Linked DNA regions of Mus musculus: all the other regions are linked to region 3. A link is a loop called in an ENCODE intact Hi-C map of the cell type or tissue named here. Cell type or tissue: left cerebral cortex. All regions are shown on one strand. Each heading gives the region's core, and the rest is flanking DNA. Links, peaks and the distances in the headings are about the cores only. Region 1 overlaps Uaca (uveal autoantigen with coiled-coil domains and ankyrin repeats). Region 2 has its middle 12 kb from the start of 1700036A12Rik. Region 3 holds the start of Gm34974 (a long non-coding RNA gene). Region 4 overlaps Gm51680 (a long non-coding RNA gene).

What was found. Peaks named below come from ENCODE experiments on the same cell type or tissue, not always from the same donor. Only the 100,000 strongest peaks of a DNase experiment are listed, where the experiment ranks them.
Region 1: a loop joins it to region 3, with 3 times the contacts of the local background. A loop is called at or near these places in 3 of 42 quality-filtered maps.
Region 2: a loop joins it to region 3, with 4 times the contacts of the local background. A loop is called at or near these places in 3 of 42 quality-filtered maps.
Region 4: it touches region 3 in a loop (2.8-fold over the local background); 8 of 42 quality-filtered maps call a loop at or near these places.

Annotation. Positions count from the first base shown.
Region 1 is chr9:60,815,789-60,823,782 of GRCm38, forward strand. All of the region lies in intron 1 of Uaca (uveal autoantigen with coiled-coil domains and ankyrin repeats), which reads left to right. Among named protein-coding and RNA genes, the nearest start is that of Uaca, 25 kb to the left of the region's middle. In left cerebral cortex, for the core only: CTCF peaks have their summits at 3,789 (motif pointing right) and 6,730 (motif pointing left); a DNase peak (open chromatin) is centred at 3,777.
Region 2 is chr9:60,752,220-60,760,213 of GRCm38, forward strand. No RefSeq gene overlaps it. Among named protein-coding and RNA genes, the nearest start is that of 1700036A12Rik, 12 kb to the right of the region's middle. In left cerebral cortex, for the core only: a CTCF peak has its summit at 4,235 (motif pointing right); a DNase peak (open chromatin) is centred at 4,238.
Region 3 is chr9:61,896,867-61,904,860 of GRCm38, forward strand. It overlaps Gm34974 (a long non-coding RNA gene), which reads right to left and starts at 1,906. Exons shown (of 6, transcript XR_001779199.2): 1 at 1,623-1,906. Gm35058 (a long non-coding RNA gene) reads left to right here and starts at 7,631. Exons shown (of 3, transcript XR_379526.4): 1 at 7,631-7,855. In left cerebral cortex, for the core only: CTCF peaks have their summits at 1,759 (motif pointing left) and 3,146 (motif pointing left); DNase peaks (open chromatin) are centred at 1,746, 3,134 and 5,783.
Region 4 is chr9:60,995,206-61,003,199 of GRCm38, forward strand. It overlaps Gm51680 (a long non-coding RNA gene), which reads right to left. Exons shown (of 3, transcript XR_003948176.1): 2 at 838-969. Among named protein-coding and RNA genes, the nearest start is that of Gm5122, 18 kb to the right of the region's middle. In left cerebral cortex, for the core only: CTCF peaks have their summits at 3,067 and 4,250 (motif pointing left); DNase peaks (open chromatin) are centred at 3,077, 3,940, 4,187 and 4,904.

The DNA.
Region 1 (7,994 bases), core at 1,744-6,743, 1.1 Mb before region 3:
ACCTCCAAGAAAATTCTTTGTTTCATTTAAGTAGTGAGGCTGTCTTATAGTTTTGCTAGGTTGGTTGTAACCTGGGAGGTACGCTCTTGTGGTTGCTTCTGACTGCTTAGAATCGAGGATACTCCTTAAGAGGACGATGCTTAGGGAAGAAATACTACTGTGCTCTGAAGAGGAGAGCCCTATCTTTCCTCACTTTTGCATCAAGCTTATGAATTAAAGCCACACACACACACACACACACACACACACACACACACACACACACACTAAAGCTTAAATAAAGAAATCTACAATTTGAGTTTGTGTAAACATTTTACTTTTGAGATTTAGGTAAATATTAGAGACAAGAATATTAGCCACCAGAAGTTGCATGGTTTGAGTTAGGTTTAAGCAAACATTCTCCAAGTCTAGAGAGATAGCTCAACTGTTTAGAGCCATTGTTGCTCTTGCAGAGGATCTGGGTCCCATTCCGAGAACCTCTGTGTGGCTCATAGTTATCCATAGTCCTAATTCCATCAGCTCTTCCATCTATACTAGGCACACATGGTGCACATACATGCGGGCAAAAATTAAATCCATCTAAAAATTTTTATAAAAAGAAAACATTATAGAGTGTGCAGAATTAACCTGTGGAGGAGACAAGGGAGAAGCAGGGCCAGGGAAATCAGCCATTAATGTAGTCCAGAATGCAGAACTGGAAAACGATATGAGCAGTCACCATCCTTATTGCCGTTTGATAATATGCTGGTTTTACTCTAGGCTATTTTTAAAGTGTTCATTTGCATATTTCCATATACTTGCACTTGAAGTAAAGAAAACAGTAGAGATAGTGATTAAAAATAATATACACACAAATTTATTTAAAAACTCATTTCCCATCTTTGGTGTGAAGTCTAAAGGAACAGCAAGCAACTCTAATTTAATGTATATTAGCAGCTAACACAAATACATTCTAACAGCACTTCCCCAGTCTGCCAGGGCACTGGGTCCCAGGGTCCTGGAATATATGGAAGCTATGGATCTACTGGTTCAGATAGGTAACAATATAAAAATATACAACCGTCTAGAAATTAGATATGTTCATTATTAAACATTTTCCTTAACCTTGAAGTAAAAGAAAGTCCAGGCATGGTAGCTCACACCTATAATCACCCAGAGTCTAAGGAAAACAGACTTCTTATCCCACACCTTGCAGCTGTGAACTCCATGTTACATCATTTTGTGGAGGGTTCATATATTAAAGGAGAGGGTGTGAGTAGCTGTCCAATGCTCCAGGCTCTATGGCCTTATCCCTAGTCCAACTGAAAAGGAAACCGAAGCCAACTGAAGGGGGACATACTGGAGAAACTACCGAGTGAATCTATACTTTTAAGATCTGAATTTTAGAGAGGTTTACTTAAATGGTTAAGAGAACAAACGGTAGAGAATCTGCTTTTAGCTGTTGAGAAAAGTCAGTACTACTTAAGATTTTCAGTTTTCTCTGCTTCTCATAAGTTTGTAAAAAGTTTTATTAGGTGACACCCGTGACCACTAGGAGAAGACCTTTTGCCACCTCAGTAAGTTCACTTCAGTTTCGTTTAATCAGACTCAACCCTGACTGTGTTTTGAGGTACAGAGTCTCGCTGAAATTTTGCTGATACGTTAAAGTTCATCTTATTACTATATAATGAGACCCGAATAGCTGGCGGGTGTGTGGTACCTCCATCTAGAGTCTCCCAGTGGAGGAGGAAGCTTGGCATGGGGGGGGGGCCAGAACAATGGCAGTATGTCAGTCAAGGCTGTAAAGTGACCCTGACGGAGGCGTGGTCGCTCCTCCATCTTCCCTTCTCTATCTCTGCATGGCTGGTGTCAGAGTACCCAATATATGTCCTGAACACCCCTGTCATTTCCTCCAGGTACACCCAGTTGTGTCCCCATTTCTGGGTTAAAGGATAATTCAGGAAGTATCTTAAGTCAGGTCAGGGTCCATCCCTCTGCATGGAGACTGCTGACTTAGCCTCCCACAGAGGTCCTTGTTCCGGCTGGAAGGACAGTGTGAAGGGTGGTGATTTCCTCCATGAAGTGTTGTCTGCTGCCTCACACAACTTGTTGGCAGTGGGTGTTCCCTGTGACAATTTATAGGACTCTGTGTTTCTTGTATTACTGACTGACTTTCAGGAGCCAGGGAAGGCTTCGTCACAGGAATCAGCGCTAACTAAGATTGACTGATCTGCTTTTCCAGTGGCGAGGTCCACAGGCTAGTTCCTGTAGCTGAACAAGATGATTCCCTAGGGAAGTCCAATTCTATCATAATCAAATAGCAACTGTATTTAGAAATTTAATATCCTTTAATATCACAAGGGAAACTTCTTAGCTATTCTATACCTCACTGCAGCGTGTGGGGGGAAACAATTACTATTTCAAAGTTATTAAATTTGCTAAAAATCCATCAGTTAAGATTATCAATTATCCTAGCAGCCCTTTATTGTGAAAGAAGTGCGGGGAATCTTGAGGGTTTTTAAATTGTGCGTCTTAGGTCTCCTTTCTCAAACACATGTATATGTGCATGTGATGTGAGTGTGTATGTCTGGTTATATGTGCTTGGGATGTACGTGCATATGCATGCAGGCCGAGGACCAAAGCTGACACTGGGTATCTCTTTTGATCACTCTGTTTATTTACTGAGTCACAGTCTCTCCCCAAGCTAGGAAGTTCCCAGGTCTAGTCAGCTTTCCCCGGGGCAGTCCCTTGTTTCGGTCTCTGGAGTGCTGGGATTATAGGTAGAAGGCACACCTCTCTGGCCTTTTACTTGGGTTCTGGGGATCTGAACTCAGGTCCTCATGCTTAAACAGCAAGTGCTTTATCCACTGAGCCACCTCCGTCTCTCAGGAGTCACTGTTTAAACAAGCAGAGAAAAGTTATTTGGTGCCCGACTGCTGTCTGCTGGGGAATGCTTGCTGTATGGGGGAAGTGTTAACTGTATAATGACCACATTTGAGGCAGTCGTGGGTATGCCTCGGTTGGAATTAGTGCAGACCACGCCCCTTCCACGAAGCTCTGAGCTAGGCCCCTTCTTAGAATTGGGAACAAAACACCCATGGAAGGAGTTACAGAGACAATGTTTGGAGCTGTGACAAAAGGATGGACCATCTAGAGACTGCCATATCCGGGGATCCATCCCATAATCAGCTTCCAAACGCTGACACCATTGCATATACTAGCAAGATTTTGCTGAAAGGACCCAGATAGAGCTCTCTCTTGTGAGACTATGCCGGGGCCTAGCAAACACAGAAGTGGATGCTCACAGTCAGCTATTGGATGGATCACAGGGCCCCCAATGGAGGAGCTAGAGAAAGTACCCAAGGAGCTAAAGGGGTCTGCAACCCTATAGGTGGAACTGCCTGCCGCTGATTCCATGCAGATCAGTAGACTCTGAAGGGAACACCCCAGCGCAGCTATGAAGCACGTCTCAGCTGAACATTTATTATAAGAAGCACACTATGTGCACCACTCAGAAGGATAATCTAGTGCTTTTCAAGGATATGTGTTTAGATTCCTGCACTCTTAGAGATTCTTCTCTGCAGGACACAGCTTGGTCCAGTTATTGTATCCTGTTATGTTGGATAATAAGGAGATTCATTTGGAAAGTGTCTGTTGTACATTGTCTGCCCAAACTATGTACCCAAATAATTTATTCATATGTCCTGTAGTAACAAAAACTAGTCTTGGTTGGATCATTTTGTTTGTTTGTTGTTGTTTTTTGTTTTTTACCCCAAGGCAAAGACCAGATTTCTTGTAGTGGCCACCAGAGGGAGCCAGAGAGGTTGATATTTTAATAAAAGCCTTGGCAGTTTTCATATTGGTAGTATTTATCAGCACTTCTGTTGAAGTTATATTAAGAATAATTACTTAAGCGAAATATATACATATTATGGTTCCATTTTTAGTTAAAGATTTAATGTGTATCTAGGTATTACAAACTCTGTAAATATCAGTAACAAAAAAGAACATTAATATGATCTTTTTAAAAAGATTTATTTTTAATTATGTGTATGTATCCAAGTTTGGGCATGTACATGTGAGTGCAGTGCCCACAGAAGCCAGAGGCATCAGTTCTCTCTGGAGCTAGAATTGTGGACAGTTGTGAGCCGCTTGATGTGGGTGCTGGAAACTGAAAGGATCTGCTGCAACAGCTTCCACGTTCTTAACTGCTGAGCCATCTCTCCAGCTCCCAATAGAATGGTTTTCATGGTGATTTTTCTTCTTCCCTTTTTTGCCTCTCTCCCATCTTGTTTAGAACATATATTAGTATTTTATTTAGTATTTGCTTTTTTTCCTACCGTGAACACACCGTTGTAGAACAAAATTCCCCCTGCGTGTAGTTTAGAAAGGGGTGTGGAAGCTTCCGAATGACTGCTGTGGTGTTTAAAGTGCCTGAGATGCATCACCCATTGTTTTGATTCATCATTAATTTGCCTTAAATTTTTTGTTTTGCATTTTAAAAAGTTATACTGAAGACATAACTTGTATGAATTTGCAGAGCCTGAATTTCTGTGGCAAAAACTTCAGATTTACTGAGTAGAGAACAAAGGTATATTGTTTTAGACTCTTGGCTGTTGCATCTATAAGAACAATTGGAGTATAAAAAATCTGATGAATAATATGTTTATTCAACAGAATTCAGCCTTAGAACTGAGTTTTAGGTATAAATATTCTCCTGTCTACTTTGTGTGTTTGTTCATAGTGTATTTGTGTGTGGGGGGGTGGGGTGGGGGGGGGGCAGGACACACATGCATGCCTGAAAAGGCTAAAGATTGACTTGGGTGTCTTCCTGTCCCTCTTCATTTGCTGATGTAAGGTCTTTGGCCAAGGCTTTCCCATCAGCTAGCCAGCTCACCCTAGGACTCTGTAGTCTCTAGACAGGCCATCATCACACCTACCTGACTGGGTTCTAATGCTTGCCTGGCAAGGGCTTTATCCTGACCATCTCTCCAGCCTCACTTTTATAACCAATTAGTAAATCTTTACCCTTTTTTTTTTTTTTTTTTTTTTTTTTGACAGTATGACATAGGAAAAAAGGTACTTCAGGGCTAGCCCAGGGCTGGAGTTTTAGCTGGCATTGGCAACTGTGCAATGCGGATAGTCACTGAGCGACTGCAAGATTCTTTTCATGGGCAGAATGAAGATGGTAATAAACTGTCTTGGTTATGGTTGAGAGCTGCGTGAGGTGCTGCCTCAGTAAACGCTGACGGTCTTAGTTTTCTTTCCTGCCGCTGTGATAAAATACACTGACGAAAGCAATTTAAAGGAGAAGAGGTTTATGTTCACTTACAGTTCAAGGATATTACTGCCCTTCGTGGTAGGGGAGTCAAGGCACCAGGAGCCGGAAGCAGCTAGTCTTGTTACATCCCTATGTCCACAGTCAGAAGCGAGTGATGGATGCTAGTCTGCATGGGAGTGCTCAGCTTGCTTTCTCCTTACACAGCTTAGGGTCTCCTGCCCAGGGAGTGGTGCCACCCACAGTGGGCAAGTCTTCCCAACTTAATCAATTGATTAGGATGCCCCTCAACAGACATGCCCAGAGGCCAGTCTCATAGCTTTTGTTCTTGATGACTGACACTAACCATCTGGGAAATCTTAGGTTAATTTTGGCCAGGGCCACTCTTCTAGCAACCAATCAGACTGATTTACCCTTTAAAGAACCTGCATTTACCCAGTTTACCCCTTTCCCTTTGATTTATTTATCTCTGTGCTAATCAACTTTGCTAACCCCCTAATACAGGAGGATTATCACCATTTTCCAGTTCAGGTAGGCTTTGGATTCTTCGCAGAACGGCTAAGACCCTGTGGTAGTTTGAATAAGAATGGCCTTCAGAGGCTCCTATATTTGAATGCTTAGGGAGTGGCACTATTAGAAAGGATTAGGAGTCATGGCCTTGTTGGAGGAAATGGGCCCAAACCAGGCCCAGGGTTTCTCTCTTCCTGCAGCCTGTGGATCTGGATGCAGAACTCTCAACTTCTCCAGCAACTGGTCTGCCTGTGTGCTGCCGTGCATTCCTCCATTGTGGGAGAGCAGAGGCAAGCTAGCTAATAGCCAGCATGGTAGCAGAAGCAGGAATCTGAGAGCTCCGGTGGTGAACTGCAAGCACAAAGCAGAAAGAGCGATAGAAATGGCCCAGGGCTGTTAATCTCAAAGCCCACCTCCAGTGTGGCACTCCTCTAGCAAGGCTGAACCACCTAAACCTCCCGCAACAGTGCATCAACTGGGAACCAAGTGTTCCAATCTCTTAGCCTGTGGGGAACATTCAAATAGCTACACATTCTGTCTGTGGCTGTTTCTATTCTACGGTGGCAGAGTAGAGAAGCTGCAGCCGAGAATGTGTTTGTCTGCTAAGCTCAAAACATTGCCCAACCTTTCACAAAGAAATTTGTCAATCTCTGAAGGGTTGCCATGGAGCAGGTGAGAATTACCTGTGCACCTTTGGGGAAAGAGAGAGAAGTAATCCTTCATTTCAATTTTATCAGCATCATGTATTATTAGAAATAACTATTGAACTGTGCCTGCTGCCTGCCTTCTTCTTTTAAGACAATAAAGTGGTTGGCGGTGGGACTGGAGAGATGGCTCAGTGGTTAAGTGTAAACACCAGCGGAACAGGGGGCCTGAGTTGGTTGCCCAGCACCCAGGGTGGTGGTGCTCATAATTGCCTGTAACTCCATCACCAGGAAATCTGATGCCCTCTGCTGGCTTCCACAGGAGACTTAAAACAACTACTTTATATGCGACTGAATCTGTAGGTGAGTGCTTAGTCTGCAGTCTGATCCATGGTTGTTGTGTTGCTCCAGGGCACTCTTGTGGCTACATTAGTGGAGTGGGACCACTAGGACTAGAGGACCTAACATGGTGGCACTGTGAAGTGCTTGCTTGGCTGGGCGGCTGCATGGCCGGGCTCCTTTTCTTTCATGATCGAGTATCCTCAAGGCTCCAGCCCCGTCCAGTGAGCCAGTGATCTTCTCAGAGAGCCACAGTGGTCAGCGCAGGTCTCCTGAGGCCTCACCTTACAGTCCCACAGGTTACCTCTGCTGCATTCTGTTGGTCAAGTCAAACAAGTTCCCAGGCCAGCTCACACTCCATGGATGAGGAAGTGTGTGCCAGGCCCCATGGGAGGAGCTGGAAGTCACTCTGCAAAGGGATTAGCTTACCAGAGGGGAGGGAAACAAGTCTGTGTCACCACCCACCACTGGTGATGAACTGGTTTCCTTAGAGCTCGTTTACTAGGGAAGAAAAAGCAATAGAACCCAAACTAAGGGTTCACAGGTCTCAGGGTGTGGCCCTTGTGTGTGCACTTAGAAGTGTTTCTCAGACAACAAGCTGTGATGGATGCTACATTTTTAAAAGATAGATGTAAATATGACAGCAGGCCATGCCCTTTCATTTTTATGTGTTTATAAATGTGAATGTATGTGTTTTATATATGTGTTTATATGTGGGTTTTTTGTGAATGTATGTGTGTATATATGTATTTGTACACATGTGTGGAGGTGCATATGCATGTGGAAGTCAGGGGTGGGCATCAAGGCACTAACCTCATTCACTTCTTTAGTGTTTTGAAACTGTCTCTTGCTGAATCTGTTGTTCGCCAATTTTCTACACAGGATGGCCAATGAGCTCAAGGTCCCCAGCCCTGGATGACAGACACAGCACCAGGCCTTGTTCTTTGATATGGGTGCTGGGGATCTGAGCCACAGCAGACACTGTACTGATAAAGCTCTCATCCCAGCCCTGGTCACACACCAGGTCTATGTGTGAGGCTTATACTAAGACTCCCTGGGACAGGTCCTCCCTAAAACAGCTATTTGGGAAGAGTTAAGTATTTGTGTAGAAATACCAACTTGATGTGTGAGGGGGGGAAAAACCCACCACTTTCTTACAACCGTCTCCTTTCCTGTGAAGCTTTTAGTGTTTCTCATTTTAGATTAAAAAAAAATGTTGGCTGGAATTATAAGGCTTGTTTTCA
Region 2 (7,994 bases), core at 1,945-6,944, 1.1 Mb before region 3:
AGCAGGGAATTCTAACTCGGAGACCCAACCCCCTGTTTGCACTGACACTGGTAATTGCTCTTCTACAAAAAGAGAGGGAGAGAGAGAGAGAGAGACAGGGAGATAATAAAACTTATCTTTAACTGGCTCGAGAAAACCCCATAAAAGGCTGGTGCGTTCCTCCGAGTTTCCCACGAGTTGTCTTCCATGTGTTCACTAGAGCCAATGTTCACATTCCCAGGGTCAGGGAGACACCTGGGAAAACTGAAAATACAAATAGGCTCTGAGTTGGGGGTCAAGAGAAGCAGGTTCCAGCCACAGTGATCTCAGTGGTCCCATCGGTGGTCATCCCCACTCTCTGGGTCTTAGTTTCCTCAGGTGTAAGTGAAAAACCAGGATATTATATCATACTGACTTACTCTTCTGTGTGTTGGAACCTTGTTCTTAGCTGTCTGCCTTCTGGGCTGGGGTGTAACTCAGTGGTAGAACTCTTGCCTGCCTACACAGGCCTTGGGGACCATTCATTAAGATTTCATTTTTAACTATGTGGATGTGTGCACATGAATGTAGTGCCTTCAGAGGCTAGAAGAGGGCATCAGATATTTTGGAGTTGGAGTGACAGGTGGTTGTGAGCTGCCAATGTGAGTGCTGGGAACTGAACTTGAGCCCTCCAGGAGAGCAAGCAGCAAGTACTCTTAACTGCTGAGCCATCACCACAGGCTTCCCAACTGTATTAAATATTATCCCTTGTTTATAAGAGGTTTTATAAATAGGACCTCATGTCTCTGCTTGAATGTGGCACTGCTACCCAAACTAAACTAAGCAGAAGCCATGCTCCGGGCTGGCCTTCTCTCTTACAGTGGCAGGGCAGTTTATTGTGAGGCTTAAATGCCAGCTTTTCCTTTCTCTTACGGGGCCATGTCCCTCTGCACTTGGAAGGAGGGTTGCTCCCACCCCATCCCACCCCTTCCCAGTTTCCCTGGCTTGTCTCCCTCTACATTCTGTTTTCTTCCAGAAGCTTTGGGTTCTGTGTGGACCACAACTAGGTGAGCCACCCCCAGCAGCCCATGCCTTTCCTGTGTATGTACAGGGAAGGCCACCATGGGGCCATTCTCTTCCCATGCTCTCTCAAGAGAGAATGTGTAACTTCTCGAGCTGCTAAAGGATGCTCCAGTGCACACGGAGAGGGTTTGCCTGAGCAGCCGAGGCCAGGCTTCTGGTGCTCACAAGGAAAACTGCAGGCAGTGGTGTGAGTGACAGGGCACACACGATGTGCCCTTGACCTTCTGCCTGTCTTCCACTTAGACAGACAGTCTCCTTTAAAAAAAAAATTAGACATTTACTTTATTTACATTCAAATGTTGTTCTCATTCCTGATTTCCCCTCTGAAAATGCCCGATCCCCTCCCCACTCCCCCTGCCCACCTACCCACCCACTCCCGTTTCCTGGCTCTGGCGTTCCCCTACATTGGGGCATTGAGTCTTCACAGGACCAAGGGCCTCTCCTCCCATTGATGACCAACTAGGCCATCCTCTGCTACATATGCAGCTAGAGCCATGAGTCCCACCATGTGTATTCTTTGGTTGGTGGTTTAGCCCCTGGGAACTCTGGGATACTGGTTAGTTCATATTGTTGTTCCTCCTATGGGGCTGCTAACCCCTTCAGCTCCTTGGGTCCTTTCTCTAGCTCCTTCATTGGGGACCCTGCACTCAGTCCAATGGTAGGCTGTGACCATCCACCTCTGTATTTGTCAGGCAATGGTGGAGCCTCCCCGGAGTCAGCTATATCAGGCTCCTGTCAGCAAGCACTTGTTGGCATCCACAAAGTGTCTGGGTTTGGTGATTGTATATGGGATGGATCCCCAGGTGTCTGGATGGTCATTCTGTCCATCTCTGTTCCACACTTTGTCTCTGTATCTCCTTCCATGGGTGTTTTGTTCCCCTTTCTAAGAATGATTGAAGTATCCACACTTTGATCTTCCTTCTTGTGTTTCATGTGGTTTGTGAATTGTATCTTGGGTATTCCAAGCTTCTGGGCTAATATCTACTTATCAGTGAGTGCATACCATGTGTGTTCTTTTGTGACAGCATGTGACAGCAGATGCTGGCGAGGTTGTGGAGAAAGAGGAACACTCCTCCATTGCTGGTGGGATTGCAAGCTGGTACAACCACTCTGGAAATCAGTTCGGTGGTTCCTCTGAAAGTTGGACATAGTACTACCGGAAGATCCAGCAATGCCACTCCTGGGCATATACCCAGAAGATGCTTCAACATGTAATAAGGACACCTGCTCCACTATGCTCATCACAGCCTTATTTATAGTAGCCAGGAGCTGGAAAGAACCCAGGTGTCCCTCGACAGAGGAATGGATACAGAAAATGTGGTACATTTACACAATGGAGTACTATTCGGCTATTGCAAACAATGAATTTATGAAATTCTTAGGCAAATGGATGGAACTAGAAAATATCATCCTGAGTGAGGTAACCCAGTCACAAAAGGACAGTCTCCTTAATACACATTCTCTTTAGAACGCTATGATTGGACCGTGTCACCCACTAACTGTGTGTCTGTCCTCAAGGTGCTTCCCTGGGCTGGATCCTCAGAAACCATGTCCAGAGCTGGGTGGGGGACTGAGGGGCTGGTTCAGTGGCTGAGATCATTTGCTAGACCTGAGTTCAAATCCCCAGTAGCCATGTAAAAGACCTGGGTGTGGCCACATGTACCTGTCACTCTAGTGCTATGAGGCCGAGACAGGTCTAAACCAGGAGCTTGCTGGCCAACCGGCCTAGCCCAAAATAGTGAGCTCCCTGTTTTAAGGGGGTAAAGTGAAGAGTAATAAAGTAGAGCATCTGACAGCCTCTGCTGGCCTCCATGGGTACATCCCTCCCCTCCCCCTCCCTCCGTCCACCCCTCCATCCATCCATCCACCCATCCCTCCATCCATCCATCCACCCACCCATCCATCCATCCATCCATCCATCCACCCATCCACCCCCCTTCCCCTCACAGGCATGGTGTGGTGTTACTGGGGAGGTAGAAACAGACAAAACATTTGGGCTTGCTGGCCAGATAGTCTAGCCTAGTTAAAAAATAGAGATCCTATACATACATAATACATACATACATACATACATACATACCATATATGACTACTGAGAAATGACAGCTGAGGTTGTCCCCAGACTTCTATATGCATACATATACATGCTAAATGTGAACATTTATCTGCATATGTGAACACACACAGCAAGAGGTCAATGGTCAGTTTCAGGTGTTTCCCTCAACTGCTTCTCCACTTTATTTTCTGAGGCAGGGTGTCTCAGAGAAACTGAAGCTCCCTGGTTCAGCTAAACTGGCTGACCAGCAAGCACCTAGAGTCTGCTGCCACTAACTCTTGCCTTCTAGCAATGGGGTTACAGGCATGCACCACCATGCCTGGCTTTGTATGTGGGTGTTAGGGCTTGAATGTGGGTCCTTACCCATTGAGCCATCTTCCCCAGCCCTGTCTTCCTTAATAATAGCACTGCTCAGAAACTCTCTGGGAACATGAAAACTATTGAAGTTCTCAGAAGATGGGGCCTGCTATTTCTAAGTTTCTGTCTCCATGTGGTGAAGGTGCAGATATCTGGTTTTGTTTGCATGTGTGCAGGGAAATTTGTCCAGTTATAATGGCAACAAACAGGATGGTGTCTGACTCAGGCTGTGGTGACAGCTCATCTTGCTTGTCACGTTGACACACCTGGGAAGAGGGGGATCTCAATTGAGAAATTACCTCCATCAGATTGGCCTGTAGGAACTGTTGGTTGATAATTGTTTATGAACACCCAGCCCACTCTGGGTGGTACCATTCCCTAGGTAGGTGGGTTGTATAAGAAAACAAGCTGAGCACAAGCCAGAGGGGGAAAGCCAGTAAGAAGCATTCCACCATGGTTTCTGTTCACTCCAGGTTCCTGCTTAGCTCCATCCCTGACTCTCCTCAGCGATGGACTGTGATGTGAAAGTCAAATAAACCCTTGCCTCCTCAAGTAACTTTGGTCACGATGCTCATGGGTTCCTATAACAGCAGCTACGGGGTATCTGTAGTGCATTTGATACTAATCCATGGTGAGCGTCTAACCACACAGGCAGAACCTTATATTTAATATGAATATGAAGTGAGTAAGTACAGTTACCACTGTGTAGTGCCTGATACACAGTGGACACTCCACAAACACGGGATGTTGAAGCATGAACATGCAGTTACCACTGAGACCACCAGGTGGCGAAACATCGAAGGTCACACTAGAGCAATGCTCAGGCCTGGACTTTTCGAAAGAAAAGGTGAAAGAGTACTTGAACCTGGAGATGGAAAAAGGAGCAAAGGTGTCATTTTTTTCTTGGTTTTATTTTGGCCCTTTATCTTATTAGGTAGATGAATCATAAACACTCAAAGTAATTGGAAAAACTTGAGAGCAGCAAAGCCTCTTGCTTGACCTCTGTGTGCTCACTGACTCCTGGGAAGTTAGACTTGGCCTGAGGACTAAAATATTTTGTCCGCAAAGATAGTAAGTGGTCCCATTCGGTTGCTATGCAAACAAGTCCCTGCCAAGAATATTTACATTTCCAGATAGTTCTCCATACCTTCCCACCAAATGGGTGACAGGGAAACAGACTTGGAGGAGACATAGATGCCAGGGTTGGGGCGTTTTGCCGATTCATCTTGGCTTCAGAAGACTCCTCTGTGGTGGTGGCTGGGCCTCCGAGACCCTGGGCAGCACCTCATGGCAGCAGGGGTGTGTGCAGGAGGCTCTCTGCCTCACAGTAGATAAGAGACAGAGAGAGCCAAGTGAGCACGAGGTCCTGAGTTTGAATCAGCACACTCAGGAGACAGCTGGGCGTGCTGCACGGGACTGGAGCCCCGCCACTGTGGGAGATGGATGGAGTGTAATGAAATCCTGAGCCTCTGGCTCAGTGACAGACTCTTTGGAGCAGTGATGCAGAAAGTGGGAGATAAGACACCCAGTGCCTTCCTTTAAGATCTGCACAGGAGCACATACCTGCACTTATACTTACGCATATACCACACACACACACACACACACACACACACAGAGAGAGAGAGAGAGAGAGAGAGAGAGAGAGAGAGATGAAACACACAAAGAGAGGGAACTACCTCACCCTGGCACTCAAGTGAAAAAGCCAGGCCGGGCGCCTTATAATCTCATCACTGGGGATGGATAAACAGATGGGTTAGGAATGGGGTGGGGGTGGAGCTCACCAGCTATTATACTTGCTGAGCTTTGAGCTTTGGGCCAATGAGAGACCCTATCTCCAAAGAAAGAGTCACGTGAGTGGCACGTGGGGAACTTCACCAAGCTCGTCCTTTGGCACACTCTCACAGGACCCCCAGCTTTTCCCCCCACTTTTAGTCCCCTGTGCCTCCATGACCCTTCACGTCAGAGCCACCACTGACATCCCATGTATGAGGGGGCAAAAATGCCTCTCTGAGTGGTCACAGTCACGCAGGCTCTGAGCTTGGCTGTCAGGACAATAGTTTGCTATAAATTAAAAACAACAACAAAACAACAAGCAAATAGAACCCACTTTTTACCTGGTCTCAGGTCCTACTGACATCATAGCTGGGTGTCATTAGTATGTCCCCAGACCACACTTTCTTGGAGGCCTCCCTAGCCATACTCAGTCACCTCAGTTAGACCCAGACCCGGGTCACAGCTTTAGCTATCAGTTCCCTGTTTCCCACTCCACTCCTCCCACTGGGGCTGGGCAGCCTGAAGACCACCCCCACACCCATCCCATGGACAAATGGCTTTCACATTTTCCAGCTGCCTCCAGCGTTGACCGTGTTCTGACCTGTCCTAGTGCCCAGGGCTCTGAGAGACGGTTCCTGCTTTTCTTTCCACACCCTGTGGCCTGCAGAGAATCAACCTCTGGGGCCTTTGCCGATGACCTCATGGGGAATTGCTGCCTGCAGACTTCCTGTTTTTATATTCTTTTCTCCTCTGCTTATTTTTCCTACTTTGCTGGGTTTTGTGCATTTCTAGCTCGCCTCCCTTAACCCAGCTTGCAAAAGCTCAACTTTATTTTCTGTGATTATTTTAAATACATATTTAGATAAGGAAAGGAATGCGCCCCCCTTCCTCCCCCCATTTGAGGAATTGCATTGAGTGTGTCTTCCCCTCCTCCCATGCCCCTCCTCATACCCCATGGTTTATTCCCACACTACAGTCTTCAGCTTCCACAGCTTAGAAGAGACAAACTCCAAGACCTGCGTCTGCCAGTGCCAGGTACACGCCAGGGTGCTCTCTCTGATGGAGATCCCTCTGCTGGATGCCACAGGAGACGGAGAGGTTTCCAGCTTCCCACAGCTGATCTCCTGAGCTCTCTAAAATACAATACACAGTTCCTACTTCAAAACCACACAGGCTCTCCATTTCTTCAAGACTTGAAGTCCAAATTCCTAGTGTATGTGGAAGATGTTCCATGGCTGGGCCAGTGTAACTCTACCACCGGTCTCGGATGGTCCGTCAGGTTCTGCCCACATCTCCAGCTCTTGTTCTTTCCATATGGTTCTCAGCTGTCACCTCTGTGTCCCCTACACACTAAGAATAAATATACTTATATTGACTCTAGTGGCTTAGAGCCATCTTACCGTTCTGTTTTCCTACTCTTTGGTTGGGTTGGCTGTGTTTATAGGCACTTACTTGGGTCCATTTCTCCCATCCCAGACCTAACCAGGACCAGTTTGGCTTTGCTTCAGGGATCAGAAGAGAATGGGTACATTTAGGGTGCTATGTAGATGTGTGCTTATTTTGGAAGCAAGTGGCTTTCTCTTTGATATTCTCTCTCTCTCTCTCTCTCTCTCTCTCTCTCTCTCTCTCTTTCTCTCTCTCTCTCTGTATCTGTAAGAAAGAGACAGACAGATAGAGACAGAGATTTTGCTCATTGTTGTCTTTGGATATGGTTGTCCAAGGCCCTGGGGGAAGGCATGAACTGAAAAGGTTGGCCGCTCACATGCTGATCTCCCAAAGCAGAGAGCACGGATCATTTAACAAGAAGCCAGAATCTGGAGCAGGTGCGGGGAAAGAAATACCATCTTCGGGGCCTTACCTTGTTAAAGATTCAGATTCCTGGGCCGCAGCTCCACCCCTTATAAATTCAAGTCTCAGGAATAGGCCCCAGGAATCTGCATGTTCATGAAGCACTGAGCTTCGGTTGCCCCAGTGTGGTCCCTGACCCAGGGGCTCCAGGAGCAGGAGGCCTCCAGGCCCCAAGTGTACACTTACAGCGGCTGCTATGCAGCTCTTGCCAGTGAATCCATCCCTTGGCGTGTTTCTGACACAGGCAACATTGTTCCCTTGTAGAGAGCCTTTCCCTTCTCCCAGACTGTGCTTCCACGTGCTTGCTCCTGGTACCTGTCTTAGTCTTGCAGCCGCTCCTCCTTCCCACGAGCTGTATCTGGCTCCATTTCATCCACAGCCCTTTTGCTCTTGGGATTTTTCCCAGATCCTGTCCTTGACTCTGTCCTTGACATTCTGTCCTCAGCCCATGTTTTCTGCCCCCTACATAGCCAAGCTGCTGGTGTCCAAACCGATATTTCCAGTGCAGTTACTCTCCTTGGCCTCCTGCCTAGGCACACACTGCCTTCCCGGCTCTTCCCAGCGTGAGGCCAGGCATCTCACGTTGCACATCTGTTTTGTGTATCTTCTCCCTTCACTTCCTGTGTCTGAAAAAGGAGGCACCCACTTGGCAGTGAACTGGACACCCAAGAGTCACCCCTCCCTTGCCGCTTACTAGCTGCCTCACCTAGAACAACCTACTTAACTCCCTTTGACTCCATTTCTTCATCTGAAATGCAGTCACAGTGGCATCCACCCCACTAGGTTGTGAGGAATAATGAGGTTCTGTCCATAAGGTATCTAGAACGATGCCTGGCATTCTGAAAGTGGATGATAAATGCCAGGTATTGATAATCATGGCTCCAACACTAATAAATGCTCAGTTGCTAATAACTGT
Region 3 (7,994 bases), core at 925-5,924:
CTTGCCACAGTCACCACAAGAATCAGGAAAAGGCCCTGGACCTCTTGGTCTCTTCCCAGTGCACCGAGTAAGGTCTTGCAGGCTTGGAAGGCATCAGTGGCGCATGCCTCCTCCTGTGCACGGAGCACAACCTCAGGTATACCCAGGAGGTATAAACAAAACAGTATGTATGAGAGGGATGGAGGGACTTCCCTAAAACAATTAGTAGACTGAATTAAGTTGTATTCTAAATTACTTGAAGGTGAGATGAAGGGAAAGGTGCCCTTGGCCATTGCTAACGCTGAATGGCAGAGTTCTGTGCAGAGTGACCAGTGACCGCTTGTTAATGTCCCTATTAGTCTTGCCGTGACCAGGAAGCAAAGCCATAAGCTTTTTACAGCCGGACATGATTGTGTGTAGCGCATATAAACACGCTGGTCTGTTTTTCCTAGATTTTAGAATATTGGTTAAGAGACTTGCCCTGACAAGTTACAATATAATTTTCCCCCTTGAAAAATAATAGAAAAGTGGGGTATGGTGACTAATACCCATGACTCCAAAACTCTAGAAGTAGAGGCAGGAGGATCAGAACTTCAAGGTTATCTTCAGCTACATAGTGAGTCTGAGGCCAGTCTGGAATATATGAAAGTCTGTCTCAGATAAATTTTTCCTTGCTGAAACAAAACAAATCAAAATATTAAAAACAAAAGTTTTCAAATATGAAACTAAGGGGCTGTGGAGATGAGGTTTCAGTAAGTATTAGACCTGAGTCCAGGTCCCCAGAACCAACTCAAAAACCAAGCAGGGCTGCGAGCAGCTGTCACCCCAGCACTAGGGGGACAGAGACATCACGCGTGCTTGCTGGCCAGCAAGCCTAGCTGAATTGGTGAGCTCTGGGTTCCATGAGACACTCTATCCCAAAAACCCAGGTGCAGAACAGCAGAGGAGGACCCCAGATGCTAACCTCTGCTTCCACAGAGCATCCTAGTCACACACATTCAGACTCTCACCCCCTATTTCCCAGAGACTAATGAATTCACACACTTCCAGGTCAAGGGATTTGTGTCATCTAGGAAAGTAGAATCACACAATATGTACCTAGCTTTATCACTTTCAACGTTCATCCCCATCCCAGACAAGTGAGAGATTGGAGGCTGGAGAGATGGCTCTGTGGTCAAGAGCACTGGCTGCTCTGCCAGCGAGTCCTGGATTTGATTCCCAACAACCACATGGCGATTCACAAGCATCTGTAACTCCATTTTCAGGGGATCTGATGCCCTCTTTTGGCCTCTGTGGGCACCAGGCACACATATGGTGCATAGACATTCATGCAGACAAAACACACACACACACACACAATTTTATATATATGTATATATATACATATACATATATATATATATATATATATATATATTTCTGAGGAACAACACTCAAGGCTGACCTTTGGCCTCTGCAGACATATTCACACATATGCATGCATGAACACACACACACACATACACACACACACACACACACACACACACACACACACACGGTGGGGGGGGGGGGAGGCAGGTCGACAAAGCTGCAAGAGGTTAAAAGACTTACCCAGAGTCACAAATCAAGAAAGAGGAAAGAAGAGATTCCAAAGTACCTACCTTATGAACCTCCGGTCCTCAGCTCTCAGGCAGAATTCCCTCACTGGCCTCGTCCAGGCTGAGCCTCTTTCAGAAAAGCCCATCCCTTCTCTGGAAAGCAGCGGCTCTCTGCTGGTGCCACGGCGCCCCCTGCTGCCCACTCTCATTCCCTCCTGCTGGATCAGTTCCCACTGTTCAAAAGACGATCCTGATCTCCACTTTCTCACTAAACTCCTTTACCCTCTTGAAGTCCCTCCTGGAGCTTGGGGGAAAAAATCAGGGAAACGTGGACATCTCTGGTCTTCCAGTCTTTGACAAAAAGGACAAAACACCCTCGTATTCTCCCACCCCTCCAGCCACCAATAAGGAAAAGAGCAACTCTGGATTCTGTCAGAGACTGGCAGGGCACCCTAACTCCAGCTCTTCCTACTCTTCAGGCGTGGGTAAACTGAGTCTTAAGTTCCTCATCTGCAAATCAGACCCCACATGCAGGGATGGGGGGTGGTGGTGACAAGACTGTATGTCTAGCACCCAGAGTCTGGCAAGTACCAAAGACAGACCCTCTCTTTCCTGACCCACTTCCTCTTCTGGCTAAACAGACACCATAGGCATCTAGCCATCACCTGCTTTCCTTCAATTATCACCCTAGGATACAAGGCACAACAGAGAAACTAAGGCTCACGGGCATAGAGCATTTTGCCTCAAATCATGTAGCTGGCAAAAGCCAATGACAAGATTTCAACCCAGGCGGCCTGACTCTAGTTGCTAGACTCACAGTCACCTTGCCACGGGGTATTCCACTGTGCAGCAGAAACCATGATGATGTCTCATATACTGTCGAATGTGTGGAGTCCGTGCCAGGAAGGGTAGGCAACAAGAAGAATTCACAGCACTGAAGAATTTACTATGATAAACAGGGTGATGGGGTCCATCCCTGCAGGCATCCTAGAGAAGGCACAGGCTGAGCCAAATCTCAATACAGCATTTCTGGAGATTTGTGGAACCAGCTGTCCTCCTGAGAAATGTGCACCCAGAAAGGCTGACATCTCCCAATGTCACAGGATCCTAGGAGGGAAAAATGGCTGGCTGGGTCTTCGACATAATGAACACATGGGTGGTGTATCCACCCAGGCCAGGCACAACGTCAAGTCATCACCCTGACTGTAGCTGCCACTGCCACTCTAGTGCCCTTGCACCTGAGAAAACAAGACATCTGAGTGGGTGGCTTTCTCAAGACCTCAGTTTCGAGTGACAACTCAAACGCAGGCAGCCCAGAGTCAGAACCCTGTGCCGCACACACCGAAGCCTCATGCGGCTCCCCTTCCTGGGTCCTCACTCTCCTTTCAGCTCTATACGGATGATCCTCCTGGGCGCGCTCCCTGGAGACTTCGTAAAACTCAATTAAAAAAACAAAACAAAACAAAAAACAAAAAACTGAACTCCACCTCTTTCCCAGACTTCAGAAAGAGCCAAAGACGCTTGGATAATGAGGAAACCCGATCTGATCCGACGAGTCCCAAGTCGCTGCTGCCCCCTGCTGCCCAAAAAGAGAACGCCACGGACTCAGCCCTACAGAGTACCTGGGAGGCCGCCTGTGAGAAAGGCACAGGTAGCCCTTGAGTTTATTTATTTCTATCATCAACCGACAGATGATGATGGTGTATATTTTCAGTGTACCACGTGGCATGTGATAACTGTAGAACAAGTGGAGATAAATAACGTATCCATCGCCCACAATTCTTATTTTCCACGGTGAGAATGTTTTAAGCTCACACTTTGTAAGTTTACAACACGTTAGTGCTAACTCTAACCACCACGCCATGCAACAGACCTCAGGAATCTCATCCCCTCTGCCTGAATGATCCATAGAGCCCAGTTCTACTACCACTCCCCCCTCCGTTTCTGCTAAATACCATCCTACATGCTCCATTCTGAAGCCAGGTATGATGACACACCTTCCTGTAATCCAAGCACTGGGGAGTCAGAGGCAGGAGGATCACCATGAGTTTGAGGGCAACCTGGTCTATGTAGTAAGTTACATAGCAGGACTTTGTCTCAACTCCCTCCATCCCCACCAAAAATATATACGTTCAGGTTCACCATTGCTGCTGTCTAGTACCTGGCTGATAGGAAGCCACGTTCTCAGTGGGGAGAAAGTAACTCTCTGTCCCTGAGCTGCATCCTCAGCTCAATTCAGCAGTCTCTGACTCCACACAAGCAGTTTCTCATGTCTTTCCAGGCTGCTATCATGAGTGACAGGACTTCCTTCATGAAGGCTGACTAATAGGCCCCTGTGTCTCCGGAAAACTTCCAGCCTACTGTGTGTTGATTTACTTTATTACAGGGGACCCACAGACCACAGCACGCATGCGGAGGTCAGGGGGCAACTTTTTATGGGTTCTGGGGGGGTTCAAACTTAGGTCATTGGGTTTTTGGTTTGTTTGTGTTTTGTTTTGTTTTGTTTTGTTTTGTTGGTTTTTCAAGACATGGTTTCTCTGTATAGCCCTGGCTGTCCTGGAACTCACTTTGTAGACCAGGCTGGCCTCGAACTCAGAAATCTGCCTGCCTCTGCCTCCCGAGTGCTGAGATTAAAGGTGTGCACCACCACGCCCGATGTTCATTGGGGTTTTATAGCAAACACTTTTTATTCACTGACCCATATCACCAACTTCCAATCTATTGAGAGCCGATGGTTTATGTAAAATGGAATAAAGATTAATTAGAGGAAGAGGCAAGAAGGCAACTGAGCACGAGGTCTGTAAATCCAACAACTGAGAAGGCTGAAGCAGAGGATAACAAGCTCAAGGGAAGCCTGGGATGCAAACTGAGTTCAAAGCCAGCCTAGGATCCTGTCTCAAAAGGAAAGCACATTGTTGTACTCTGGTAGGACTCTTATTTGGAACCTGAAAGAAGGGAAGCGGGAGGAAAGAGAAGGGAGAGGAGGGAAGAAGAGGAGGAGGAGGAGGAGGAGGAGGAGGGAGGGAGGGTTAGGAGGAGGAGAAGGGATGAGGAGGAGGGTGAGGAGGAGAAAGAACCAGAGGCTGCTTGAAAGGCGTCTTTTGTATTCAGTAACTTAGCCACTTTTTTGCGAGCCAGCATGTGCCCCCAGGCCACAGTGGTCCTAAGCACACAAAGAAAGCCAGAGGTTCCTGGGCCAGCATGAGGGCTCCATCTCCTGAATAGTTAACCACTCATAGGCAGCAGGGCTCTCTTGGGCCACTCCTGTGACTCAGCTCCAGGTCAAAAGCAGAAGTGGGGATGTCTCAGGGGCCCAGGGGATACCCCTGAGGACAGTGGTCCCTGAAGTAGCTGGAACTACAGGTGTTGTCCACAACCACACTGTAGGCTGTGTTAGTGAGGGAGGCATGAGATCAGTTCACTGTGCAAGACTTGCCCGGGGTCAAGGCCAGCAGAGTCTCGTGTCTCCAGGAATGGTTTCTTAATAGCTGAGGCAAGGACCTAAGAGCGCAGCGCTATGGAGAGTGTGCAGGAAGCACAGGCAACTGAAAGCCTCCTGTCTAGAAAGCAAGGTATACTTGCCCTTCAAAATCAGCCCAGGAGGAAGAAGATGGCTTGTCAAAGACCCATTCACCAGCCCCACCCTCAGGAACCCATTGGTCGCTTTGAAAACCTCCTTGGAACAGGAAAGATGGTTCAGTGGTGGTTAAGAGCAATGGCTGCTGTTGCAGAGAACCCAGGTTCAATCCCCAGCACCTATATGGTGGCTCACAACCATCTGTAACTCTGGTTCCACAGTCTGACCTCTGCAGCCAGCAAGGATGCACAGAGCAATCAGACAAATGTCACAGCCACTAATCAGGAATCTTGATGCTGAGTCCTGTGGCCACACATCAAGTACTCTCCCGGAACACCATCTTCAAAAATGTACATGTACCCAAATGTACCCAGAAGGGCTGGGTGCACGGAAGTCCCTCCTAGATCTAGAAAGTCATGCTCCTTTCAGAAGCCTAGCAGCCACCCTGTGTGGAAATAGCCAGCCTAATGCACAGCCAAGAGGAGAAATGAGGCAAATGGGCATTCACAGGGTTTCAGTCTGCAGAGGGGGGCAAGGATGATCCAAAGCCTGGGAGACAGGGAAATGCTCTGGGCTGGGTGAGCATCGAGATGCTGTGGAGAGGAGCTGAGCTAGGGGTTGCCTGGCAACAGCATCGGCTGGCCCTAGCAGCATCTGAAGAGAAATGAACCACACTTGCCACAAGAAGCGCCCTTAAGACCTGGCCCCTAGCCCAGAGACTTGCTTCTACGTTTTCCTCACCAACACCTCAGCTTCCAGAAAGGAAGCAAACGCCTGTGCGATGAGAAGCGAACGTTTCCCACCCTAGGGGCCAAGGTGAACAGCTATGGAGTTCCTGCCGACAGAGAAAAGTAATCAATTTTTCATTACCCAGGGAAGGCAACAGGATGTCTTGGATGTCAACAGTTTCTGGGCAACAAAGACAAACCCAATACACAGGGCACCTCACCTGAAAAGACATTCCAGTTACAAGCACCTGCTGGGATAGAGAGGAGGGGAGGAGGCAGGAGAAGCAGCAGAAGCCACCTCAGCCTCACAGCTGAACCTGTGATAGGCAGATCCTGTCAGACGATGACCCAAGTAGAGCCACCTTAGGGACGGTTTGGACACAAGATGGCACAGGTGGAAGAGACCAGTCACTGCGGTGTGCTCATTCACTCAACGAGTCGTCTTGAATACTCCAGCATGACGGCTCAGAGGTACACACCCAGACAACTGCCCTGAACCATAAAAATGGACACCGAGACCAGGTGTGATGGTACACATCCTGAATCCCCAGCCCTTGGTAAGCAGAGGCAGGCAAATCTCTGTAAATCTAAGGCCAGCCTGGTTTAGATAAGGAGTTGTCCAGACTAGCAAGGAGCTACATAGTGAGACCTTGCCTAAAGAAATAGAGCAAAGGAAAAAAAAAAAGAAAATAGAAGAGGAGGAGAAGGAAGAAGAGGAGGAGGAGGGGGAGGAGGGCGGGGGAGGAGGGGGGAAGGAGGAGGAGGAGGGGACACTGAAAGCCAGAGAAAGAAAGGGACTGTCCCAAGATCCCAGGACCACTAAGAGTACAGATGGAATTGAACCCACAGCCCCTTGGGCTGTGGGAGTGTGCCATGGTCCCCAAATATTGCAGGATCACATGTGGTCTTGTAAAGAAAAACCAAGGAGCCTTTCAGAGGCCTTCGGAAAAGTGCTCAGCTGCTGAAACCCAAAACCTAAAGGAGAGCTTTGTGCTACCAGGGTTGTTAGGACCAGACAGAGCCTGGGCCCTGTTAGTGCCAGAGAGCTACGTTTGGCCACCCCCACCTTCAATAGGCCAGTCAAACAAGCAAGTCACAGTGAAGAGACGAGAAGGGGGATTTTTTTCAACATGGATACTTTGGGGGGGGGCACATAATGAAGCCCAGAGAATGCCCAAGTCCATCTTGGATCTTGACACAAGATTTAGGCTTAATTAGATGGCAAAAGGTATGCCCAGGTGAACAGCTCTGGCCAAGCAGTGCTCCTGCCCATCACTGGCTGGGCTTCCCCCTGGCTGGCACCAGGTCTGACTTTTCCTTCTCCCTTCACAAAATCCTGGGGGGAAATTCCAACTTCTTGGGGTCCACTGTTTAAATAGTGTAAAAGCCAAAGTGGGGGCACAAGTGTCTCTTTCGGATGTCCTCATTCCTGCCGGGACAGTTTCGAGTTGGAATCTCTTCTGTGTGGACAGTATTATTTTTACCTCAGGGGGTGATTCTAACCAAAACAGATAGCATGGCCCTTTCCAGGCAAGTTCCTAGCGCTGTGTCAGGCCCGTGCTCCCAGGCTGTCTTCTGTGTTTGTGTTACCCGGTGAATGTCAACGAAGGCTCAAGAATAAGTCAACACGAGGCTCCCTGTCTATGCCAAGACTTGTTAGCAGAGTAAACGGTGTGCTTAGCCTGTCTTAGAAGAATCTTTGCTGAGTAAACAGGAGGAAGGGTTTGCTTGAGAACAAACAGAGCGAGGAGCTGAGGTGGCCCTGGGGCAGAAAGGTGACTCCACCACCCCAGCCAGAGAGAGAGGGAAGCCAAGCTGGGAGTCCTTGAAAGTCCTTGGTGAAAAGGCCAGGAGGTTGAGGTCCAGGGAAGAACTGAGGCTGGCCAATGTCACACCACAGCTCCCCCTTCAAGAAGCAAAAGAAGGCCTCTCTCTTCCACACAATCTCCGCTCTCCCTGTTTCCCGCTCCAGGAGCCACCTCTTCTAGTGGGTAAGCAAAAGCCCAGAGCCCGGCAGGATCCCCCGGGAAGCAAAAGCCCAGAGCCAGGCAGGATCCCCCAGGAAGCAAAAGCCCAGACCCGGGCAGGATCCCCCAGGAAGGAAGACCAGAATCGAGCTCACTGGCTCTG
Region 4 (7,994 bases), core at 2,033-7,032, 900 kb before region 3:
TCTATAGAAACTTCTACACAACAGTCCTGAGGGTGGCTATTGTGCTTGTAAGGTAAGTGCTTTACAGACTAAGCGATCTTCCTAACCCCAAGACCGGAAATTTCTAATATGGTGGGGGCGAGGGGGGGTGTGGGTGAGCTGGCAGGCAGATTAATCTGCATAGTGTACATACATCATTCCTAACCCATCAGCCAGACAACATTAAAGCACCGCCACATTGCTTGTGAGACAGAGGGTGGGTATGCTGGCTTGTGTCCAGGACCTAGATGCAGAGGGAGGTGGAACACAAATAGTACTGAGAATGATCATGACACGGTAGGAAGGAGCCTCTAAGAAGTGCCGTTCTGGACCAACAGTAGAGGAAATCCCAGAAGTGAGAAACACGTGAGACTCATCTTTCTCCTATTGGGCATGGTACACCGTGCCATGGGGAAGCTGACAGATCCTTGCAGAGGGAATCTCAGTAGACAGCGGCTACCCTGCTACTGTGGGAAAGGCAGGACAGGGTTACCAAGGGGAAGGCGAGGCTAGAAATCTGGAAGCTGGAGGCACTTGTAGATGCTGGGGTAGAGTGAGCATCCATCAATCACGTTCCATCTTTTCACCAGGACACTTTCTCACACTGCTGGAGGTAGAGCTCCAAACCAGTGACAGCAATGACAAAGGCAAACAAGGTTTCCATAGCAGGGTTGGGCCTGGAACTAAGGCTGGTGAGACAATTGTAACTAATTTTTTCAAGCGCCTATTTTTAATAATGGTTCTTAAACACTTTAACCTCCCTTCTAGCCCACCACCCACCAAAGGTAGTAGAAAAGAAAGGATATGGGGAAAGTGGACCTGTTTAGAAAGGTTCTTTGGAGCAACTCCCATCTGTGTTGTCTGGAAATTGGCAGTTCAGTTCACAGGTTAGCAGACAGCGGCAGCTCGATCCACTCAAAAACACTTCCAGGATACACCAGCAGTTGAGTTCTGTAGAGTCGGGATAGCAAAAATGAATCAGCAGCAGTGGCATGAGACAGCCAGGCCTCAGCCTCGACACAAGTCAGCAGGAGGGACCAGGAGGAAGATCAGGAGAAGTTCTTGGCTATGCCTCTCTCAAGGAAGCAAATAAAGACGCAAAACTCACAAGCGTTGCACATCTAGCTCTGTTAGCAAGCCCAGCTCAGCCTCTGTCACTGTTGTTGAGTCCTTTTTATACCCACCAAGACGTTACGTGTCCTCCATGGGTCTTACCTCAGCATGTGCAGCTGTCTCAGATGACATCACAAATCTGTGGAAGTGGCAGAAACTGCAGCACATCACCAGAAGTTTTTTTTGGTGTGTCCCTCTATGGAGTCCCGACAAATGCAGCTCAACTATGCAATGTAAGGTGGACCAATACATGCATGTCGTTATCAAAGAACCTTTCAACATGTGTCCTTTCATGTGCTTGCTTTAGCAGAACATCCTCTCTCCTTTGTCTGCTTCAGTGAAACATTCCTCATGTATTTGCTCCAGCAAAACACCATCCAACTGACTTTCCAAAGAACCTTTAACTCTCCACGAGACACTCACCTACCTGGGGCTCTGCCTGCTTACCTGGGATTAGCCACATGGCTGTCCCCCAACCCCTAGCTTGCAGTTGACCCCTGAGCTGGGCGGCTTGCTGCATCAAACTTACAGAAAGCATATGAAGTTGTTGGAATGGCAGCCTTCTGTTCCCCACTTCCTCCCCTGCCTGGAAGCTTGTGGGAAGTGGAATCTTCTTTCTGTTTCTCCACCCCATCTCCCCCAGCCCCACATCGCCACGATCTTTAGAAGAAATTGTATGTGGTCATGCACAAGTGTGCACATGCATGCAGAGATTGTAGGTGAGTGGGTGCAGTAAAGAAACTGCTGACGTGACTACTTCATGGTATGGCTAAGGAAAAAGGTTTGTTTTGTGTTTTTTTGTTTTGTGTTTGTTTTGTGTGTTTGTTTGTTTGTTTTAACTGTAGATATGAGTGAGAGAACAGCCAGAGGCATCTGGAACAGTCCAGAGCAGAGAGAAAAAGAAGTAGACTGAACGTGGCCAGGGCTATCTGCAAGAGAGGGAAGAAGACCAGGATATAGAGAATAGAGATCATGATGAGAATTGCACCGTACATGGAGGGTGAGCATCTGTGGGGAGGGAGGGGCCAGGAGGCTGGAGTGGGCACTTTGAAATGTAGACAAAGTACTTATGGTACTTCAACCACAGGTGTGTGTCAATGGAGAGCCGTAGGTCCCACTGCTAGAGAAAAGAGAAATGGTCCCTTTGGCAGATGGGAAGTGGCCTCACAAGTTCCCGAGGAAGGCTGGCTTTTATTTAGCCACCAGAAATCCTCCTATGCAGCTCAGGTTGAACATTTCTGCATAGTTGGATTGGCTTTTGAAGGTTGAGGAACTGGAGTTTCCTTTGGATCTAACAGAGGTCTGAGGACAGCACTGACTCCTAGGTGCTATCTATCTTGTGTTTTGGGACAGTGTCTCTCACTCGACCTGGAACTTACCAAGTAGGCTAAGCTGTCTGGTCATCCAACCCCAGAGAACTGCCTGCTTCCACTTCCCCGGTGCTAGGGTTACAAGGTCATGCCAACCACTATGTCCAGCTTTTTAACATGTGGATCCTGGGGCTTGAACTCTGGTCCTAGTGTTTGTCTTTGTGGAATGAATATTCCTGAGTCCCTTAATTTTCTTTTAAATGAAAAGACTGTTGTTGGACATGGTAGTTGAGCTGGTGTGTGTGTGTGTGTGTGTGTGTGTGTGTGTGTGTGTGTGAAAGAGAGAGAGACAGAGAGACAGAGGGAGAGACAGACAGATACACACACAGAGACAGAGAGAGACAGAGACAGAGAGAGACAGACAGATGAGGGAGGGGGGAGGAGGGAGACCCTTGACAACCTCAACACCTTCAGGGAGGGGCCATCTGTTGATAGTGTTGTGGTATTGTATTTTGGGAGCCATGTTCTAGGGCCAGGACTGCAGAGGGCAGAAATGGAAGGCTTGCTATCTTCAGGACGGCGTTGATGGTGGTAATGGCCCCACTAAGCAGGAAGAGGGCACTGTGGAATCATCAAGCTTTGAAACTCTGGGTGGGGCCAGCCACACAGCTTCAAGGAGTCAAGTTGAACCAGCCCACTTGGTTGGTTAGCTACAAACTGCTGAGCTGCCTCAGCAACAATTCTACTATCAGCTGATGGCTATTAGAACCCTGTTCTGTAAGATCATGGTCACATTTGATCTTTACGGTCATACTCCAGTCTTACAGGTGGGAACACTGAGGCTCAGCAAAGACAAGAAAAGCCATTTAAGGTTAACATCATCTAGCTAGCAAACTGTTGAGCTGGCAATCCCAACCACACCTCTGACCCCAAAGCCCAAGCCACAAGCCACTTTGCTGTGCTGTACCAGAGCTGAGCTGGGCAGTCAGCATGCTTCCCACAGAAGAGTGGGGGTGGGGGTGGAGGTAGGGGGTGGGAGGTAGGTATATCACATAGCAGCTGACACCTGCCAACTCTACCTAGGTGTCAGTTGCTATTTCACAAGTAAGTTCTGCTCTGGTTTCTTCTCAAGGGCCACTAGGTCTGGCCAGGATGTGGAAATTTACCATCAGGTTCCGTCTGACCTTGAACGTTGCCAGTAGAGAGTAGGGTGAGGTCCGCAGCCTGTGAATCTGAGCTCAACCCCAGGTTGGTGAGGGCTCTTGGGTTGCCTACCTTAGGCATGGACATTTCCTGCTCATCTGCAGGGCCAGAGTGGATGATGTTCCAGCATAGAGAAAGGAGGAGCCTGGGACCTAGGACAGCTTCCTGGCATATGTCTGAGGCTCCTCCATCCACAGGATACTGGTAACCAGAGACTGGTTTGACATGAGGGGGCTGTGGGTAGTGATGGGGTGCCCTTTGGGAGAATGGGGAAGCCATGGTTAGATCTTGTCGTTCTGAGCTTCCTGCCCCTCCCTCACATGGGCAACAGAACCAAGCTGCCAGAATCAAATGAGCCAGAAGAGGAAGTTTTAGATGACTGACTGGTATCTTCATTTGCAGATCAGGAAACTGAGGTTTGAGGGCAGCTATGACTCATAATAGGTGACAAGTCACTGAGGGTTGAGATGAACAAGCACCCGAGCTCCCTCAACCCCTGCAGACACATGGCCTTCCTTGATGGGGGTTGGGGTGGGGGTGGTTCGATGGCGTCATCCGAGTCTAGTCGTCCTCCTGTTCCCTGGAGCCAGCTCCCCCTACAGGCCAGACATACATTGCCCTTTGCCAGGAGGTCTGGGCACCTTAGCTGCATGGTCTCTGTTCATATGTCAGGTGGCCTGCCTCCTCTCCTGAATGCTTGCTCGTCTTCTATTATGTGGAACACTGTTTTCTTCTCTAGTAAGGGTACCCCAGTTTCCTGCTGGAAATGATCCCTGCTCTGATTCCCACAACACCAGATCTCTCTCAGTTTCTGTTCTGCCTCTCTGTCTCTCCGTCTCTGTGTGTGTGTGCGTGTGCGTGCGTGTGCATGCATGCATGCCTCAGTTCTCTCTGTCTCTCAGCCTCTCTGTCCCTCCCTATTTCTTTCTGTATCTGTCTCTTTCTCTGTCTGTCTGTCTATATATATTTCTCTCTCTCTCTCTCTCTCTCTCTCTCTCTCTCTCTCTCTCTCTCTCTCTCATACACACACACACACACACACACACACACACACACACACACACACACAGCATGTTCCTCCTTTACCAGGTGATAGAAAGGGCAGGCACTAAACTCCGGTGCGGACATGAGTAATCTAGACTCTAGAATGTTTGAGGCTCACACCTCCTGAACTCTACACTCCCCATACCCAGGAGCCAATCTGTTTCTTCTGCAGAACCGTCTCTGTGATCTCGGAATGGCTTTCCCAGAATTGCACGGTGCTCCTCCGCCCATGCTGCCATATGAAGGACCCACTTGTGTGCCTGCCCTGTGCCTCAAGTGAGGCAGATGCTTGGTAAATGTACTGTGGCTTCAGTGCCGCCATAACAGAGAGAGCTGCTCATCTCCCCCCCCCCCCGCCCCCGGTTCCTTTCTGAAGCCTCCCTTCCCTCTCTGATTCCTCTTTGAACCCCCTTCAATTTCCTGCCTTTTCCACTGAATTTTTCATTGGGAAGAAGCGCGTTTAAAGATGTGAAGCACACGCTTTGCTGGGTCTCAGCTTTGATGAATCTTTGATGCTGAGGCTGAGGAGTCAAGGAGATGCACCAGGCTGGGGAAGGAGGGAGGGGCGGGGAAGAGGCCTGCAAGGATGTTATCCTCCTTCCCAGCACCTCCCACAGGGAGTTCATACACCTGCCATGTTCCTAGCCTAAGAGTGTTCTGCAGTGGGAACCTGCGTGCGTGCAGGCAGGTGTGGTGTGTGTGCGTGTGTGTGTGCGTGTGTGTGCGTGTGTGTGTGTGTGTGTGTGCGAGTGTGCGTGTGTGTGCGAGTGTGTGCAGGGCCATGAGGCTTGAGTAGAAGAGACTCCATCCAGCTTGAGACTGTACTTCAGCTGGCTGGCTGTGGCATCTCTGATTCCATGTACTCTGTCCTGAGCCCTTTCATTTCCTCTCACATCTCCTTGAGCTTTGAGGTCATGCAGTTTCTAGGCCGGCACAGTCCTTTCAGTGTGACTCCTAACCACACCCGGAGGCCCTAGCAGCAGACAAGCACCCCCCCCCCCCCCGGCCCCTGCCCTGCCTTCAAGAATTGATAGCCACCGCTGTCTTATACATACAACAACAGAGGATGATGGAGGGCCGGAGCCCTGGTCCTTGGCAGTGAATGACTGGCTTGGAATGCTAATCTGACCTGAATGTTGGAGGTGAAACGCTGAAGGCCTTGTGTGGGGAGATGCTCCCCCAGGCTCAGGGTCTGGTCCAGATGTTTGATGTGGTGGGGGGCCCCCCTCACCCTTACGTGCTGGTCTGCATAGCGTCTCTCAGGGTTGAAGGGATGTCACCAGGCAGGGAGAGGTGACACGTCCCTGTAATTCACTACATCTGCTTTTCACATGGTAAACACTAGGCTGCCCCACCCCTGCCCCACATATGTAGCATATGTGCAGCTTGCTCTCCATGCAGTTCTCCCAGCAACTAGAGTGGGGCTGTCCCTGACTGTGTTGCATGCCTGTGGATCCCATTCCCCTAACTGGGCTGCCTTGTCTGGCCTCAGTGGCTGTTTCTCTCATTTCTCTGTTCCTCTTCTTGTTCCCTTTGCCTCTCCATCTAGCAAATGAGCCCTTCTGATTGAGTTTGTCAACTATTTATTTGTTCATGTCAAGGAAAAAAGTAACTGGTAGAGAAAGTTTGTACCACGAGTGGGGCATTGTCATAACCATATGGTCCTAAGGCCTTTGGGACTGGCTTGTCTCCTGAGGGGAATGTGGAAGACGTTGGAACTTTCAGGTAGAGCAGTCCTAGAATGCTGCCAGATGCTACCAATGCTGGGCCCAGCATCCCTCGCACCGAGGCTCCAGCAATGCACGTCGGATGTTTCTAGAAGAAGATTCTTGGATGGGGCAGAGTCTCCCCAGCAGCAGGGCTCTCTTAGCTGGATCCCTCCCAAGTAACAAGTGCCAGCATGCATGTCCCTTTGCACCCACTTGCTTGTTCTACTGGCTGAATTTAATGCAGTGACAAACCTGACAGTAACGAGTCCCTGGGGTCCTTTCCCAGGCAAGGGTGTGCAAAGCAACCTTCCAGAGATCTCACAGACTGACCAACTGTCCTCTCTCTCTCTCTCTCTCTCCCTCCCCCCCTCTCCAATAGCACTATTAGTTGAGGACACATGAGTATAAATTATGTTGATCAGATTGCTTTTCCATTATCATTTTAAGAGGAGGAAATGGTAATTGGGATTGAATACATGCCTAAGTCAGGGCTTAAACTTTTTGCATCCTAATGAAATGGGTGTACTTGCTTATCTTCAAAGGAAGAATTAGACAGTGGCTGAATATTTGATGCTGCAGGATATTAAGCAACTTCAATGTTTTTCAGAGTTGACTGACAATTTGATTTTATGATCATATATACTGAGGAATCTACTTCAGGTAAACGCATAGACAAAATGGGGGAGGGGTATTTAAAACCATATCAGAAATAGTTTGATGTCAAAACAAAATTAATTTTGAAACCCCTTTTTAAAAATGAAACTCAAATAAAATTTAAAATCCGATATTTGGAACTAGCAAGGTAACTTAGCAGGAGAAAGCACTCGCCTTGGTAGGCTGGTGACCTGAGTCTGATTTCTGGAACTTCCATGGTAGAAGGAAAGAAGCAGCTCCATAAAGCTGTCCTCTCACCCCACATGACAAGTAACACGCGGGCCCTCACGCAGGCACATGTGAGGACACACATGGGAAGAAATAAACCGAACATTCTAGTACAGTACAACCCCACAATACACTAATTTGACGCTTAGTTGCTGAGTAATGACAGTAAGAAATATTGTCTTTGTTTTCTATAATTAAATCATTATGTATCTATAAGAGCCAAATACTTTTCATGCACATTGGAAACACCATAATTCAGCCAGATGTGTGATGCATGCCTTTAAATCCCTGCACTTGGGAGGCAGAGGCAGAGACCGTGGGTCTCTGTGAGCTCCAGGCCAGGCAGGCTCTACAGAGGGAGTTCCAGGCCAGTCCTAGCAGCATAGTGAGACCACTGTAACACACCACATGCGTGCTTTGTGTTCGGAAGCAAGGCTCAGTGATGTGATTTAAAGCAACATGGGTGAGTGTGGAGGTGAAGGGGCTGGCATCTTGTCAGACTGCAGTATGGGTCTCCTGGAAGGAGTTCCTAAGCAGGTGGTTGACAAACTTAAGGACTAATTCTGGCCTTCCATGTCTAAGCCTCAGCACACAGGATCCCTGACCCCTGTACGAGTGAAGGGTGCCTGGCTGGGCTGTGCAGTGCCTCACTCCTCAAACTGCTAGGGCAGTGGAGGAGGGAACTCAGCTAGACAGTTCTGCTCTACCACCTTGC